2 separate regions of the Mus musculus genome follow, and region 1 is linked to region 2. The links are chromatin loops, found by intact Hi-C in ENCODE. Cell type or tissue: heart. All regions are shown on one strand. Links, peaks and the distances in the headings refer to the core of each region. The heading gives the core; the rest is flanking DNA. Region 1 overlaps Cubn (cubilin (intrinsic factor-cobalamin receptor)). Region 2 overlaps Trdmt1 (tRNA aspartic acid methyltransferase 1).

Region 1 (8,000 bases), core at 1-8,000, 140 kb before region 2:
TTACCATGTATCAGTCAGGGGTTTGAATGCTTTTGCTCGCTCACAGGCGTCAGGTGCTTACTCTGTGTCACACACTAGCTGTAGAGTTATATGGAATAGTAGTCCCTAACACTAACAGATGGGGAACTTGTGTGTGTTTAGAAACCATTTAATTTTGCTGATAGGTCCAAGTTGATTATAATAAACTTTAAGGCCTAAAGTTCAAAATGGCTACCTTAATTTTGTGAGATAAACTCTTAAGGTAGCCTTGAAAAGGTTTTGTAGATAAAGACCACACTAAGGAATAACAACAACAAATAACAAAACAAAACCAACAAAAGCAAATAACAAAACAAAACCAGCCCTCTGCAGCAACTATAGCTGTAGCATCCTGACCATCCCACAGCCCAGGCAGCATTTGCTGCTGTAAAGGGGTCAGTGGCACTTGCAGTCAGTGTGCTGGGGCCCCTCTTCCACTGACTCCCAAATGCAGAATGCTTTCTCTAAGGAAGATTCCTCGGACCAGAAGGAGAAGTGTGGGCTGTTAAAGAGCCCAAGCACAGATTTTATCAACAGGAAAAGAAGAGAGGGAACTGATGGCTCAGCTTCCTATCCATCCGGAAAAGAGACAGAACCAAGCCTGCCCACTGGGGACCCTTCCCTGTTCTTTGCTCATATTGACACCCAATTGCTGCTACCTGGCCTTACCTCCTAGTGAACTGTTACTAGCCACTAGGAGAGAAACCAAACTGCTATATTAATCCCTTATTCTACTAACACAATCCATTCATAGAGGAGGATACTTGCTAGAATGCCTAAGCATAGAACAGGACTAGCCACAGGAAAGAAGATGGGGATCTCTCTAGTTCTACCCAAGATTTTGTGATACACTGGAGAACAATCAGACTTCCTACCTCCAGGGTGTCATACTTGCAGCTTGCATGATATTCCACATCAAAGTCATGGATGGTGAGCTGAATGCTATTCCCTGGGGCCACGCGAATGTTCCAGATACACTCCTTGTTATGAGGATAGCTGTTAGGGTACCCAGGGCTGCTAAAGGAGCCCATGGTTCCAGACATCTCTCCACCACAGCCTGTCAAGTAAAAACAATCTGTTAGCACAAAGTGACCATAGAAGCCAGAATGTATTCAAACCTTCTGCTCACCAAAGGTGGCAAAGAACTATGGCTCCTATAGGAGAGATGTTGTGCAAAAGTTTAATGTTGCCATTATAAAGCAGTAAGAGGGTCATGAGATAAAGTAAATTGTAGAACGCATGCTTATGATATATAAGACCTAGGCTTTAAGCCCTAGCAGAGAGGGCAAGAGAGGGAAATCATTATTAAATTTATTCATTTTAGATAAACAATATTACATTATTTATATAATGCTGAGTTCTTATTCCTACACATCTAGACCTAAGAGGAACACAGTGAATTCTGGGAGTGGGGGTCCTAATAGAACCTAATAGGAGAATTTCCAATCTATAAAGAACACAATGCTAGCCAGGCATGGTGATGCACATCTGCAATCCTAGCAGGGGAAATGGAGACAGTGTCATGATCATCAGGACAAGGTTATCCTTGGTTACATAGGAAGGTTGAGAGCCCAGCCTGTACTAGCTGAGATTGTCTTGGGAGGGAGGGGAGAGAGGAAAAGGAGGCAGGCAGGGGGAGAGGGGGAGAGAGAGGTGGGGGAGAGAGAGAGAGAGAGAGGTGGGGGGGGAGAGAGAGAGAGAGAGAGAGAGAGAGAGAGAGAGAGAGAGAGAGAGAGAGGGAAAGAGGGGAAAAGGGAGAGAAGAAGAAGGCCAAAGCCCTTGATTCTGGCTCAAAGTTCTGAGTGCTACCACCTTCTTCTCGTGCTTCTCTCCTACTTTGTCCTGAAACTTGTGTTTCCAGACTTTTCCCATGTCATATAGTGTTTCTCCTTTTATGTCAAGGAGGGAGTGGTGTGTGTGCCATTTTGAAAATCACTATGTAAAAGCAAACATACTAATATTATTTATAGACTGTGGAGAATGGTATATAACAATAAGTGCCATCAAAGATTAGGTAACACTTTTCCAACTGTAAAACCACACTGAAAATATCCCTGAAGCCGAAAAGCAGTGTAGCTGGTACAATTCCTCGGAACCTCTGCTGAGCTCTAGGGACACCACTCACAGTCTACTTACTCCAGAAACTGGTACTGCCTGAGCCTGGGCAGCCCAGGAACCTGTGTTATGTTCAAACATGGAACTTTCCTCTAAATTACAAGTAAGTGAAGCCATTCTGTTTACATGCTAAAGTGCTTGATAACCAAATGTGAAAGCCCTTAGAGAGAAGGAGGGAAGGAGCTTGGGTAACACATCTCTGCGTATTTATTTAGGTTCAGCCTATCAGCTAATTGAATCCAAAATCATAGTTGACTCATCTAAGGCTCTGTATCACTTTTTCCCCATTGTGTCTCCTAATGTTTTTAGGTTTCCTTGTAAATTCCTTTGCACATAACAGGAAGCTAACACCCCAACCTGTTACTGTACTCTGGGGTGATAATATCAGGTTCCAAACTCCAGTGCTCAGAGTTGTTATATAGGTTAATAAAAGAGTCAAAATAAGATTTTTGGGAATGATGGGATAATTGCTCTGCTTGTACTATGTACTGTCTCTTAGCAAAAGTTTATCTAGATATAAAAGTACACTACACTACACATACACACACACACACACACACACACACACACACACACACACACACACACACAAATAAACCTTGGAGCTAGGAGTAGAATTATTGGCTAAAAATTTAGCTAGCAATAGAAAAAAAAAAGATACAAAATTATTCATTAAGTTGTAAGCTTTTAAAAACAGTTCCATGTATACGGCAGTTTAGTTCTCAAATGCTTTTAATAAGCACAGTATATTGCTTGAAATTCCTAACAACACGAGTTAGGCATGAAGGTATGGGGCTCACTTTAGAGATGATCTGTGAGCCCAAGTCTCTTAGTGAATTCCTCTAGAGAAAATCCAGTTAGTCAGATACAGCCTAGCCCCTCTTCATTTCTAGTTCTGTGCTGTCTCTATCAAACTTGGTGGCTGTACCTGCCTGACGGTGTCTTATCCTCTCAGCTGCTCTGTTCACTGTCTAAACACAGAATTACCCCAGCAACCTGGGTAAAGGAAGCAGAGCAAAATCTTTGTATCGACTTTGAGGCAAATCTGACACTGTCTAGTGTGTTGGTGTCTAGTGTAGCCAAACTGGACTACAGTAGTGCTTTGAAGTGACTCACATGTTTTCCCAGTTTTAAGCAGTTGATCTTTATAAAACCTTTCCCAGGACTGATAATCTATTTGGTTTTATTTCCCTCCAAATCCTCGTCATCAGCTGAAAGGAAGTGTTTCCCTTATCAGCAGGAAGCACACTGCTCTACAGTGCTCTGAACAAGAAAGAGTTGAAAGCCGTTGCTTAGTCTGTTTATTGAGATAGATAATTTAAAATTTTGCTCAAGTAAGAACTCAGCTAATACTGGTTTTGTTTTGTCTAAAACAAGCTATGAATTTTTAAATCGCAGCACAGAACTATAGCACAGGTCTTCTGTGAGTTCTTTCTTTAAGACAATTATAATCAGGGGCAAGGTGGTTCAGTTTATCCTCCTGTGCCCCGAGGTCACTCAAGGTGTCAGCTCTTCATTTTTTTTTTTTTTTCTGTTTTCCTAACACTGTAATCTGAAAGGTGATTTTTCAGGAGAGGTGCCTGTGTGGAATAAATAAGGCTAAGATCCACTAATACTGGAGGAAAGGAGCTACAAAGCCAGCTTCCAGGGTATCCTCACATCCTGCTCTCTGCTTCCAGGAGTCATTGTTCAAAGCCCAAGAGCCAACATACAGTAAAATCAGTAACTACAATAAAAACAAATGTTAAATACAACAAAATGGGGAGGCTCACATACTCAACTGAATATTGATTTATATTATAATAGTCTTTCTATGAACTGAAAACTCATACCCTTTGTTCCGTAATATCTTACAATGAGCTCATTGGTTAGGCCAGTTTTCTTCTATCACATAAAAAGGCTTCTTAGTGCCTGTGCCTACAGTTGTCTATTTCCTCTCTGTTTTGTGTTATTGAAACTTGTTTTTATTTAAAACACACAAGCACAAAATCCTGAAGGCAGAGGATACACAGAGGAGCCTGATTTTATTTTCTGTAGGAATTTTAAAACTCGTGGGTGTGTCAGAACAGAAACAACATTAGAAGAGCCCTTTCATGAACAGATCTTTACGTTATCCTTAGAAGTAGGCAAGCAACAGCCAGCAAGGAAGGAAAAGCAGAGCTGGAAAGGGCTGGGGAGGTCTGGGAGTGGAGCTCTGCTCTTGGCAGGGTAGGTTTGATGGGAACGAGGGCTGAAAAGCTGGGAAGTGAGGGAAACTCCAAGTCACGGCCAGCTAACCTATTTTCTGGTCTTCTTGTTTTACCTCATTCCATGATCATTGAAGCTCATGTCCTTGTTCTCACAGAAAAATGCTAGCCCGCAAGTATTCCCTAGAAAATCAATCTGCAAATTCTGAAGTTCAAGTCAGTCCTGACAAATTTGGGAGACTTTGTCTTTGCCTTGGCTTCAAAGGCAAGAAATGTGACATTCTCCTAAGGAAAAGGAGGAAACAAGAAGACAGGAACAAGAAAACCGAACAAAGCCAGAGTGAAAAAGAGTTGTTCAAAGTCACAGTACAGAACACTCTGGAATGAGTGGAGTCATTTCCCAATGTCATGTCTGCCAGGAACCTGAAAATGTGACAGGCAGGTCTCTGCAACATTATCAGGTCAAGGAACAGCTACTGGGTTAGCATGAGACTGAAATCTCTCCTGAGAAGAGAGAATGTGAGCCTGACACCGAGGAAAGGCTCCTGGGTAAAGAGAGAGGCAGAAGTTGAGGTTGCAGCTGCTATCAGGCACAAACCCCAGCACTTTCCAGTGCACAACAGGAGTTGGGAGAGGCAGGAAGGTTCATTCTTCCCCAGGGCTCTGCTTGATGCAATGGTCTTGACTTTCGATCAGTGCCTTCTTGAGCAAAGTAATACATTCCTGCTGTCTTAAGCCGCCTGTTCTGGGTACGTTATTACAATGGCTTTATGCTAGTACAGCTCATTCTTTTGCTCATAACTGAGGCAGACAAGCTCCCAGGCAGGCATAAGGAGGCAGCAGCTCTAGAATCACACAGCAAGAAGTACTGCATGTTGTACTAACCTCTTCTTATTTATCACCTTGAACATTAGATGATGGTTAGAGAAGAATGCGGTTAGAAATAGAAAAGATCATTGAGAAAACCAGCAACAGACTCTGGGTCTAGTACCACGTTAAAAGAGTGACTTTTTTTTTTAAGACTTAAGAAATCATGAAGGATTAGACAGTTTCATCTTCCATGGGGACTTTATCTCTACTCCACACTTTCTGATAATAAATTTTAATTGATTTCTATATAGCCATATGGAGTGAAATTGCCTGTTTTTAATTGTATAGGCCAAAATGCAAAACAAACAAACCCTTATTATGAAGTATGTTACTTGAACAAAAAAAAATATCAGAAGTGCAAAATCAGTGGTACCTATAGCTATAAAATTATAGGAATGACTATGCAAGTTATCATACGACTGTATAAGATTAAGGCAGCCACAGCCTCTAACTATCTGAGATGACCTGGATATGAATATTAAAGTTCTTCACCTGAGCACCCCAGATAAAAAGAGATAAATCAGGATGGCCACACTTTATATTAAATTTAATTTCCTATACATAAAGGATAGACATCTTTCATTTTAACCCAGAGAAGCATATCCGGTCTCAACACTTTCGCTGAGATGCACTGTACCCAGTTCCTTCGAATCTACTTTTTCTATTTTGAATTTCTTCTTAGATTCAGAATGTTTTCCCAGTAGAAATTCTTCCCTTACAGTTCTCCAGGATAAGTCAATTCATTAATTATAGTCATTCTATCTCTCTATCATCTATCACCTCTGTCTCTCAGGGTGTTTTGAAATTATTAAAGATTTCTAAACAAAGTGTAGTATAAGATATCTTCAAAGGAAATAAAATTAATAAAATAGGAGAAATATCTTTCAAAGTAAGAGGTTGTACCTAAGACTACTGATGCTTCATAAAACCCTACTAACAGGCAAAGATAACGGGATCATGCCCTCAGGCATTCGCAAGTCCAACATTTACATTTCTATTTGAAAGTTTTCAAATCTTCAAATAGAAGATTTGAAAACTATGTCATTATCTAAGATAACTTTTTCCAGGGTGAGGCTCAGGGAGCCTCAGAGGCTCTGCCTCACCCTGTTCTCTCTGATTCTGCTGTGTACTCTGCCCTCAGTTCCCAAGCTTTTCTCCACAGGAAGGTTGCTCCACACCCAAAAATGCACAAAAACGAGCAGCACCATGCTGATGGTGTTGATATAACCACAGACGTTATCAATTCAAGGAGAGTCAAGCAGAGGCTGCTGCCTTACAGTTGGAATGAAGTTCAAGACATCCTCTAAGAGGGAAAATTTGGAGACAGACACACAGAACTGGGAAGGCCATGTAAAGATGGCAGCAGAGACCGTGGTTACAGGGACAGATGATTCCAAGATCATTTTCTGTTAGTAATATATCCAGGGTTGCAGTCAGCAAGCCAGCCAGCCTGGGTTTCTCGAAACTGAAGCAGAACAACTACATCAGCTAAGTCCTCACACACTCCACCCCACCCTCAGTGCCTATGCTGAGCCATCCAATCTCCTCTGAAGACAGCTAGCCTGCCCCTGGCATTATAACCTCACTCCTCCTTGTAAGCTACTTTCTGGAGCTGAGCCTGAGTAACAGAGTAGCTAACCCTGTGTTTTTTTCCCAGATGAATTAATTCCATTGACTACGTGTGGTAACTCCAGAAGAACTTTATGTAAATGGATGAGGAGAGGACCGTATCAAAGCTCCATGGTAGGGCACAGGCTTAGCAAGCATGAGTGTGCTCAATGAACAGAAAGAAAGGCAGACATCATGCAGAATGGCGAACAAACATGAGCTATTGTGTGCTAGACCTCTGACAATGTGCTCAGACCTCACCGCAGGACTTCAGTTTATTGCTACTTTGACTGAAGAAAGAATGAGTGAATGAGTGAATGAATGAATGAATGAATGGTGTAAATTTTTGTGGAGCTCTTGAAACAAGAACATAACTTACATGGGAAAGATTCTATAGATTTCTTTTAAATGTTTATTGGAGTTCATTTATAAAATTAGCTACTGCAAGCTTAGGACTTCTTCAGACCACAGTGAGATGCCACCTTTTCACAGTGAAACTTGTGAGAGAAACTGCTGATTTCAGACAGCAGGCCACGACTTAAAGCCCAGACTTTGGGGTCTGACACCAAAGGTTCCTCTGGGCCAATCCCATGGTCTCTGAACTTCTGAGTCTGAGTTAGTCACTTAGTGTCTTGAAGGTGCCCTTCTCAGCCATTTTTATCTACAAAGAGACAATGTTGCTTCTTTCACAGAAGTATTAGAGTGACATAGGAGATAATATTTTAAAGTACCCAGTACAGTGAAATTATTATTTTTTAAATAACAACATCAAGAGTGATAATAAGTAATGTCAGTAAGGTCGGTACATTAAATATTAATCATAATCATATTTTAATTCAATTTTCACAGGCCAATGTAATTTGTTTTGTCAGAATTAATGACCTGAGGCCGATTTCCTGGCAGAGAGGTGACTTACCAGCTAAAGGTTTGCTGACAGCTAACAAGATGGAAGCAGAGAGATGCCTGCTACAAGTTGACCTCTGACCTCCACATGCATATATGGTATGCACACCTACACACTATACATATAAATAAATGAATACTATGAGTAAATAAAATGTTTAAAAAATTCCTAAAGACAGAGTTAAAATTATTCTTAGGTGATAAAAACTTACATTGTTTAGTCTATATAATGAAAAGAAAAAGCATAAAATGATTTTGTATCACTCATTATATATATGCAGAATATAATTCTACTAACTT
Region 2 (8,984 bases), core at 580-8,579:
TATTTTTCTCGACATGCTATATACTTGAAAAAGTTCACACTTGAAGAGTTAATTCCATTGGAACACATCTCAAAATATGGGCTTGCATAGGGCTCTGCACTGCAAAACACAAAGGGCAGTCATTCAGCCTCCGGGGCCGTGGTCACTAACACTGGGAACATGTGCAGTGACTACTACCAACGAGCAAAGGCAACAGAATTGAGCTGGCTACTGACAGTTCTGTCACTCACTATGGAGGCAAGCATGAAACTGCGAAACATTTCATGTTATTTTTATTAGTTGTGGTAAAAAAAAAAAAAAGGTGCATGTGATAACCACTAATGTCTACAAAATGACAAACACTACATTCTTCATACCCTCAACTGCAAACCTAAGGTAAGTGTACAAGAATCTACTGTTTACCTTGGGAGAATATCTAGAATATACAAGAAGCTAGTTGTCCTTGGATCGGTCATATCCCCCTGTAGGCCAATTCTAAAAAAGCAAAGAAATCACAAGAGTTTATAAAAAATTGTATGTAATGATATCAAAAAGACTTAGCCAGTTAAGAGAATTTAAATTAGTTGATCGTCACCATAAGAAAGAAAAGACAGGAAAGTAGCTGATTGGGTGGGCAGCAATCTGGAGCAGATGACAACGGTGATAAGCACCATGCAAGCACACTAAGCAATGGGAAATGCCCAGATAATCCTGTCGGGTGTAAACAGACCCTTGATCTCAGGGTTTTACTTTACAAGCAGGAATTGCAGCTAGGGCCAGCACATGTAAACAGGAGGCACTGGGCTAGCAAACAAGTCGTACAAAGGTTCACAGTGTGGTCAAGGTTCAAGTAGGAAGGAACCCTTAGATTGGGTCTGAACAACAGGAACAGAGGATCAGGTTTTTAAACTTAATGCTTAGTAGCTTCATGCTCCTAAGCTAGGTAACACTGCTGTCACTTTCCCCATATCTGACACCAAGGCGAAATCTACCAGTGAGTCTGAGGCTTATTAGCTGGGGAGTAAACTGGATTTAAACTGATTCCTCAGAAATCAGTTTTTATATTCTGTCCCTTTCCACTCAGAGTTCAGATAACAACTCCAGTCAGTTAGTGCCTGGCATCACATCAACAGCTGGAACTAGGCTTACAGTGAAGATGCTGAGCCCACTGAAACAGTATATATACTCGGGCTGCATTCTATTTTATACACACTAGGCCACACCCTCCCATATGCTCAAACCCACCCTCATATGGAATGCCATCTGTCATCGCTGATAAAACTCCTACTCTCTGTTCAGACACAGCTCTAATCATGCCTCTGGAAGAACTTCCCTTTCTGGGCATGATGCACGCCATTTTATCCTCTATGTTCTCATGGTACTCCCAGAGTTCTTACAGTACCAAATGTCACAATTTATATAATACTAATTTATGAGTCATCCCTTTCAACTGTAAACTCTGAACATTAGCAATGACAGCATCAAACACATTGCATGGCATACAAGCACAATAAACCCTCAAAAAGATAAGCTTCCTGAAGTTCAAAGATGTTAAAAAGTAACACAAGAATATTTTCTTGAATCAAAATATTTATCATATAACACTCCAGTTAGTCATATTAATACAAAGTATATAAATGATTAATAAATAATGGCTCTGACATTGTTTAACTGTACAGTCATGAGAAAGTTAACCTATCTATGCCTCAGTTTCTCACTTTCAAAATAATAATAACAATAAGACCCTATTACTATAGCCTCTTAAAATAATTTATACTATTAAATAGTGAAAATGATCTAGGTTTAATTTAAGACACAGTTCTTGTTAAAAATATTAAATTTGAAATGAGAAATTATAATGTGACTATGAAAAATCTGAATTATAATATTAATTTTGAGAAATACACAAATTGTAAATGTATGCTAAAATTTTTCACAAATTACTTACATATAAAATATTTCTTAAGGGAATTCTGTTTCACTGATCAGAATTAGCTATGAATTCAAGAGGTGAAAAATTTAAAGTGAGTAACATAATCTGAAAGAAAATAAATGTACCTTAGATATACCTATAACATAGCATTACGTATTTACTGTTGATCAAATTATTTTGCTATTCTGACTGTAACTGCGGATTCCTATGCTCGATGATGAATTATCAATATCTAAAATGAAGGGATATATTTACAGAGCATTTTAAAGCTTTGAAAGTGCAGAAGATGGCCTAGTCAACCATCAATGGGAGAAGAGGCCCTTGGTCTTGGGAAGATTCTATGCCCCAGTACAAGGGAATGCCAGGGCCAGGAAGCAGGAGTAGGTGGGTTGGGGAGCAGGGTGGGGGGAGGGGATAGGGAGCTTTGGGGATAGCATTTGAAATGTAAATGAAGAAAATATCTAATAAAAAAATTGTAAAAACAAAAAGTGCAGCTTAAGCTTTTAAAGTTCTTTGATTTTCCCTTCTCCTTTCTTTCCTCTTTTTATCTCCCTTTTGGTGAGGGTGAGATATGTGTCATAATTTAAACCCAGGGCCTCAACGCATGCTGGGCAAGAATTTACTTAGCTGTATTTTCAGCCCATATACTCTTCCCAAAGAGAAAAACACTTATTACACATACCTTGTGAATGGCTGGCATGGAGGGCTCATTAAAATCATATTGAAAGATAGCTTGTCAAAGTCTTCCAGTGAAATACCCTAAGAAAGAAACATTTGAAAGAAAAAACAGACAGAATGAAGAGAAGACTAGACAGAACTAAAGCCATCAGAGATCACAGTTTCCATACCACAGCACAGCTTTACAACGCAGCTTCAGTTACACTAGCCTCCGTCCAAAGCAACTTTGTGAAGAAGCTGTGCGGCTGTGCGGAGGCACAGTGACTTCGTCCACAGCACTAATTCCTCTGTGAAGACTCAGGTGTAATGCTGTCGTTTTTGGACTCGACCATGTAGAACTTATTTTGTAATCAACTATATTGGGAAAGGTCTGGGGATCTTTAAGTGCCCATCTATTAATATGCTTCTCTGTTCAGTGAGTGTGTAGTGATGAGTAGCTGCACTCTTGTCTAGTGCTCTCTGCTGATTTACTAGCAAATCAAAAGGCCTCATGTTCAGATACCAGCAAGTAGTTTATTGTTTTGTCCTTAGCACAAGGAACTTCAAATGATTATACACAGGAGTAATTAAAATAACACCTAACTTGTTCCTTTTACACATGCATATAAAACGCATATATGTGTACACAGATCAGAAGATAAACAATGAGAACACATGTCAGGGATTTGCCAATACTCCTTAAGCAGTCTTGGCCAGAAATGTAGAAAGAATAGACCAGCATAGCAACCTCTATAATTTTTATGACAAATCTCTAACAAGTTTGTGTAAATTGGTAAAGCAGGAAATTTCTGAAGAGTGAGTTGACCTGGGAATGAGTCAGCTGTCTCTGTTAAGTTAGTGACATACACAAGGGCAGAAAATAACATGGATCTTGAGGAAGTACTCATTTTTTCTAATTTTATTACAAGAGATTAAAATGTTCAGAAAAAGTCAGGCAGTGGTGGCACACGCCTTTAATCCCAGCACTCAGGAGGCAGAGGCAGGCAGATTTCTGAGTTCGAGAGCAGCCTGGTCTACAGAGTGAGTTTCAGCACAGCCAGGGCTACACAGAGAAACCCTGTCTTGAAAAACCAAAAAAAAAAAAAAAAAAAAAAAAAAAAAAAAAAAAAAGGGGGGTGGGGGCAGAGGGGGCTGTAGAGATGGCTCAACAGTTAACAGCACTGACTGCTCTTCCAGAGGTCCTGAATTCAATTCCCAGCAACCACATGGTGGCTCACAGTCATCTCTAATGGGATCCGATGCCCTCTTCTGGTGTGTGTCTGAAGACAGCTGCAATGTACTCATATAAATAATAAATAAATCTTTAAAAGGACAGATGGATCCTGCTGCAATGATAATGAAATGTGTTCAGAAAAAGACACCAAATTTTATGAATGCTTTCAGATGTAGTGTTCCTCTTTCCAAAACAGGTTCATTAAATAATAGCAATAAAATCTTTACTTGTAATACTAGTGCATTTCTGAAAGGAAGGCCACTTTAGTCACATTACAAGCATCCTTCAGATATGCTTCTGATCAATTTGCTCACGTTTTATTTATAGCTATGAAGCCTGTACTTACAAGACAATGGTTTTCCTATCTTGTAGCATAGAACTGACAAACAATGGAAACTTCCAGCTGGCTACTTCTATCCCATCCTTCCCTGTGAAAGTATTTTATACACTATATCTACAGCAATTTGATGTCCCCTGAGGACTATACCAGGTGGCATGCTAATCTCTTGTCTGAAGTCATTTATCAGTGTCAGCTGAGTCCCTTTCATCCTTTATCCACATTTTCCTTCATCATCTGTTCACTTTATAAGTACAATATGTTCCTTCATTCAGCAATTGTACCATTTACATGGCAGTCATTGTCGTATTCAACAATGAACAAGCTCAGTGAAGTGTCTGCTTGTGAAATCTATACACTAGTCACTAGTGATTTTCCTCTTGTTAGCTAGATAAATGAACTGAGTACTCTGATTTTATCTATAGCTTTTTGACTAAGGAGTTCCACCTATATGTGATGTTTCAGCTCAACCGCAGATGATAACAGACTTCTCTGGCAGGCTTTCTGGGAAAAGCTGCCTTTTTCAAGGCCACCCTGGTACACAGCCAGAATTGTATCAACGTGTCTGAAGGGAGCTGCAGTCAAGGTCTTGCTGCCTTGGACAATCATGCTCTTAGCACAGCTATCTTCCCGGTCTCAGAGTGTCCATTCATTCTAAATGAACCCATTTCTCCATCCAGAAATTTTGCCTATCAGAAGTCACCTGCTACTGCCTGCTAGAGCCGAGGGAAGAGACTGAAGGACAATCCTCCCCACAATATCTCAGTATATAGCACACTTCCAGTCCTGGGCCTCCCACTCACCCTGGCCTCACGCCACTGCTCCCTAAGCAGGGAAACAGCCTCCACCTGACTCAAGGTAAATCCGTTCAGGGTCTCCTTAGAACCTGGCTGATACTTTCTGACCTAACCTGTATACGTTAACTGAAAAGGTCAGACTCATAGAGGCAGAATGAACTGGTTGAAAACAGTAGTTGAAGAGTACCCAGCTTCAGGTAAGGCCCAGGAGTGAGTCCAGGCAATCTATTACACAGCATGGTGATGGACACTGTACCTGAAACTGCCCAGCAGGCTCACACAAAGTAGGAATGTAGGGGAGGAATATGCCAGTCTGCTCAGTTTAACCATTTTGCTGCATCATATGTGAATATATAAAAATCACATGCCATAAATAGATATAAAAGATACTCTTCCATGGTCCTTACAAACACACACATTAACAAACTGACCCTTGTTTAAGTGAGCTGGAGGTGCCTTCCCCGGCCATTTCCCTGTGTCCAATAATTTCATGGTTACCATTAGCTATTACAACTAGCAAGGAACATAATTAAAGTTTGAGTCCTCAGCCATCTCCTGGTGCACATCTGGGATCTCAACCGTCCCAAACACACAGAGTTCCTCACCGTTTCTCTTCAAGAGTAGAGCAGAAGAATACCGAATTGTTGGAACTAAAACAGTCAGTGGATACTATATCGAGAATTAGTTGATTTGGGTTGTATCTGGTTAGATGTGCTTTAAAATATTTACATTAAATTAAAATTTTAATAAAAATTTTAATAAAATACTCAGGGATGCCACTTGCTATTTTACAGAAATTTTGGAACCTAAACATACCTAAGTTTGGAGCTGGATTAATCCAGAATTATGTAGTTTGGGTATTCTTTCTGTGAACATATTCATACTGATACCTTCACGACGAGGAGGCTATACTGACTGGCCATGATGCTTCTGAAATGCAGTTATTATCACACTTGGCACTATAATCAAGGCCACAGTTTTGTAGCTAGAGAGAGGTCATTGGCCTTAGGTGAGAACCTAGTACTCTGCTTAACTGACTCTTGGTGCGTTGTTTACCCATAGTAGTGCGTCTCTCGAGCCTCATCAGAGAAGCTGCTTTTTGCAGTAGACAGAGATTAACAGAGACCCATAACCAGTCATGGGGCAGAGAATGAGACTGTGCTGTGCGGTGCTGTGCTGTGCTGTGCTGTGCTGTGCTCAGCCTTAAATTGGAAACCTGCATATATCTGTCTCCGTCTCCCTCCCTCCCCCAGGGGCCATGGATTCCTTTAGTGGAGGTGGCAGAAAGGTTGAGAGAGCCAGGCAATGGATGACTACAATGAAGCAATGTTTCTAGACACAACAGGGCAGCTGTGCATATGAACCATAGTTGCACATATAAACTCACAGCAGTGGTAACAGCATACACAGGACTTGCAAAGCTCAGGGCAGACAAAACCCTAGCATGGAGGGAGCTAGGCGCCAAGAGCCACTCCAAACTGAGTGGCTACTGGTAACTAGTAACTAATGGCTTGGAGTGGGTGGGTTAGTTTTCTTTAAGCATGTGGCTCCTGATAGATTTACCCTGATCCAGTGAGGGGCCACCTATCCAAGAGTACAAAGGAGGCACAAATTATACTTGATGAGGTGTTTCTTTAACTAGGACACACAGCTGGGCTACTGTGGAAGGAAGTCAATGCAGGAGGAATTAGGGGAGGGGTGAATATACTCACAGTATATGAGATTCTCAAAGGATAAAAGTATTTTTAAAAAATGACATGGCTCCTCCCTATAATGTGCATGGTGGGTGACATGTGCTCTCAGTGATAAGTGTTCTTCAGTTATAAGCACTGCCGGCCACTTCTACACACTGAATCACAGGGTCGGACATTTTATACAGGTTCCAAGTTTTTTCAACTAATAGTTTTAAATATTTTGTTTTTCTTTTTAATTCTGTACATGTATGTTTGTTGGGGGTAGGTGCTCATGGGTGCCGAGGCTGCAGAGTCCATAAGGTGTGTCAGGACATCTGGAGCTGGAGTTACACGCAATTGTGATCCTGAGAGCTGATGTCGCATCCTCTGGAAGGAGAGTGTGAAGGCTTAACTGCTGAGCAATCTCTCTGACACTCAGGGTTTGGTTTTTTTTTTTTGGGGGGGGGGGCTTGATGGGAGAAGGGAGCATACGTAACTGTGACGTGTTCATGTAATTAAATTATACTTAGGGGTAAAAGGAAACCAAGTCCTGAGTAACACTGCAGTGTGAGCAAACCTTGGGAAAAGTATGCTAAATGAAGATGGTAGAAAAAGCTCACATCTGATTGTTCATGTCAAGTTTCCAGAGCAGTCAAATCCATACAGACAAAAAGTAGGTCATGGTTGTTAAGCTAGAAGTGAATAGGAATGGGGAGTGGCTGTTAACAGTCTGCTATTACATTTTAGCATTGGAAATATTCTGGAATCAGAAAATGTTGATACACAGACAACTTTGTAAAAATACTAAAATCCACAAAATATATGTTTTAAAGGTAGGCTATATGGAACTTTAAGGTAGGTTATATAGTATATAAAGTATATCTCAATTTAAAATTTGCATCTTTCTATATTTGAGTACAAGTTCTAAGGACGAACCTTCATACAAAAACAAAACAAAACAAGACAACCCCAGAAATCCTTAAAAGCTATATTAAATACAAGTAAAAGTAATAGCTACTTTTCCTCCTCCTACTATAGTAGACTTCAGTTAGTGCAGACCACCATTGCTGGGAAGAGACTGAAAAATTAAAGTGCAACCGTATGACCGCCACAGCTTTCTGCTAAGTAATCATAATTAGACGGCAGTGAAGGGAGGGAACTCCCAAATAGGACCAAGGAAACTTCATAAGTGCAGAGGAAACAGTCGTTCCGGGAAGGAGATAAGGGGACTGGAGTGTGTCATGGGATGAAGGAGGCTACCTATCTGCACAGCTGTCCCACAGGGTCTCTGGGAATCAGTCTGTGCACACAGCAGTCAAAATATCAAAAGATGGAGCGATAAGCAAGTGCCAGGGAAAGCACAATTGCTGAGAAGATGCAATTTCACACTTTTCACAAGGTCAGGATCACTTGGTACCAAGCAGAGGGACCTATGTACGTATGGTGATAATCCAACAGGGAATTTATAGTGTCTGAATTCAGTATGTATTAAAAACTCTAACTATCAGGCCGGGCGTGGTGGCGCACTCCTTTAATCCCAGCACTCGGGAGGCAGAGGCAGGAGGATTTCTGATTTCGAGGCCAGCCTGGTCTACAAAGTGAGTTCCAGGACAGCCAGGGATATACAGAGAAGCCCTGTCTCGAAAAACCAAACCAAAATCAAAACCAAACAAACAAAAAAAAACCTCTAACTATCAAAGAGACATATTGTTGATGTGAGAACTGACTTTTGTATACCACTGAGAAAAGAGCCCAGAAATACACCCATGAATACGCGATCTATTTCTTGTAACATTCCAAGGAAACTGAGTAGGAGAATACTGTCTTAGTGAATAATCAACTTTACGTTCCCTTGAGAGGAAAAGGGGTTGGAACTCATTCGGCAGACTCTACACAATCAGTAACTCTGAATGGATCGTAGATTCAAATGGAAAAGTAAACCTACAAATTTAGAAAAACAAAAAACAAAAAACAAAAACCAGAAAAATTTGGAGAATGAAAGGGTTTCATACAGTACACTGAAAAATGTTCTCATGTCGGGGAGAAAAATCCTGTAATTTCTACACCTTGATGGAAACAGCTAAAGAAATACAAAGACAAGCTATAGAATTAGAGAAAACACTTGTTATGCATATTTCTGAGCAAATAAGTTTAATCCAGAAACCATACATAATTCACATAGCTAAGCAATACAAACTGCACACACTTGGCCTGAGTGCCACTTCATGGCATGTAACTTATGGCTTCACGAGGACTCTATGCAAAAATTTCACAATAAGAAAGTGAAGGGCCAGATGTAGTGGCGCATGCCTTTAATCCTAGCACTCAGGAGGCAGAGGCAGGTGGATTTCTGAGTTCGAGGCCAGCCTGGTCT

The links. Hi-C counts contacts between places; a loop is a spot of excess contacts. Peaks named below come from ENCODE experiments on the same cell type or tissue, not always from the same donor. Only the 100,000 strongest peaks of a DNase experiment are listed, where the experiment ranks them.
Region 1: a loop joins it to region 2, with 2.1 times the contacts of the local background. A loop is called at or near these places in 1 of 42 quality-filtered maps.

What each region holds. Positions count from the first base shown.
Region 1 is chr2:13,387,946-13,395,945 of GRCm38, forward strand. It overlaps Cubn (cubilin (intrinsic factor-cobalamin receptor)), which reads right to left. Exons shown (of 67, transcript NM_001081084.2): 29 at 894-1,075. Among named protein-coding and RNA genes, the nearest start is that of Cubn, 100 kb to the right of the region's middle. In heart, for the core only: no CTCF peak of the experiment used is centred there; a DNase peak (open chromatin) is centred at 3,316; H3K27ac peaks cover 3,829 bases.
Region 2 is chr2:13,523,024-13,532,007 of GRCm38, forward strand. Trdmt1 (tRNA aspartic acid methyltransferase 1) reads right to left here. Exons shown (of 11, transcript NM_010067.4): 3 at 2,595-2,671; 4 at 403-474. Among named protein-coding and RNA genes, the nearest start is that of Trdmt1, 17 kb to the right of the region's middle. In heart, for the core only: a CTCF peak has its summit at 3,844 (motif pointing left); no DNase peak of the experiment used is centred there; H3K27ac peaks cover 290 bases.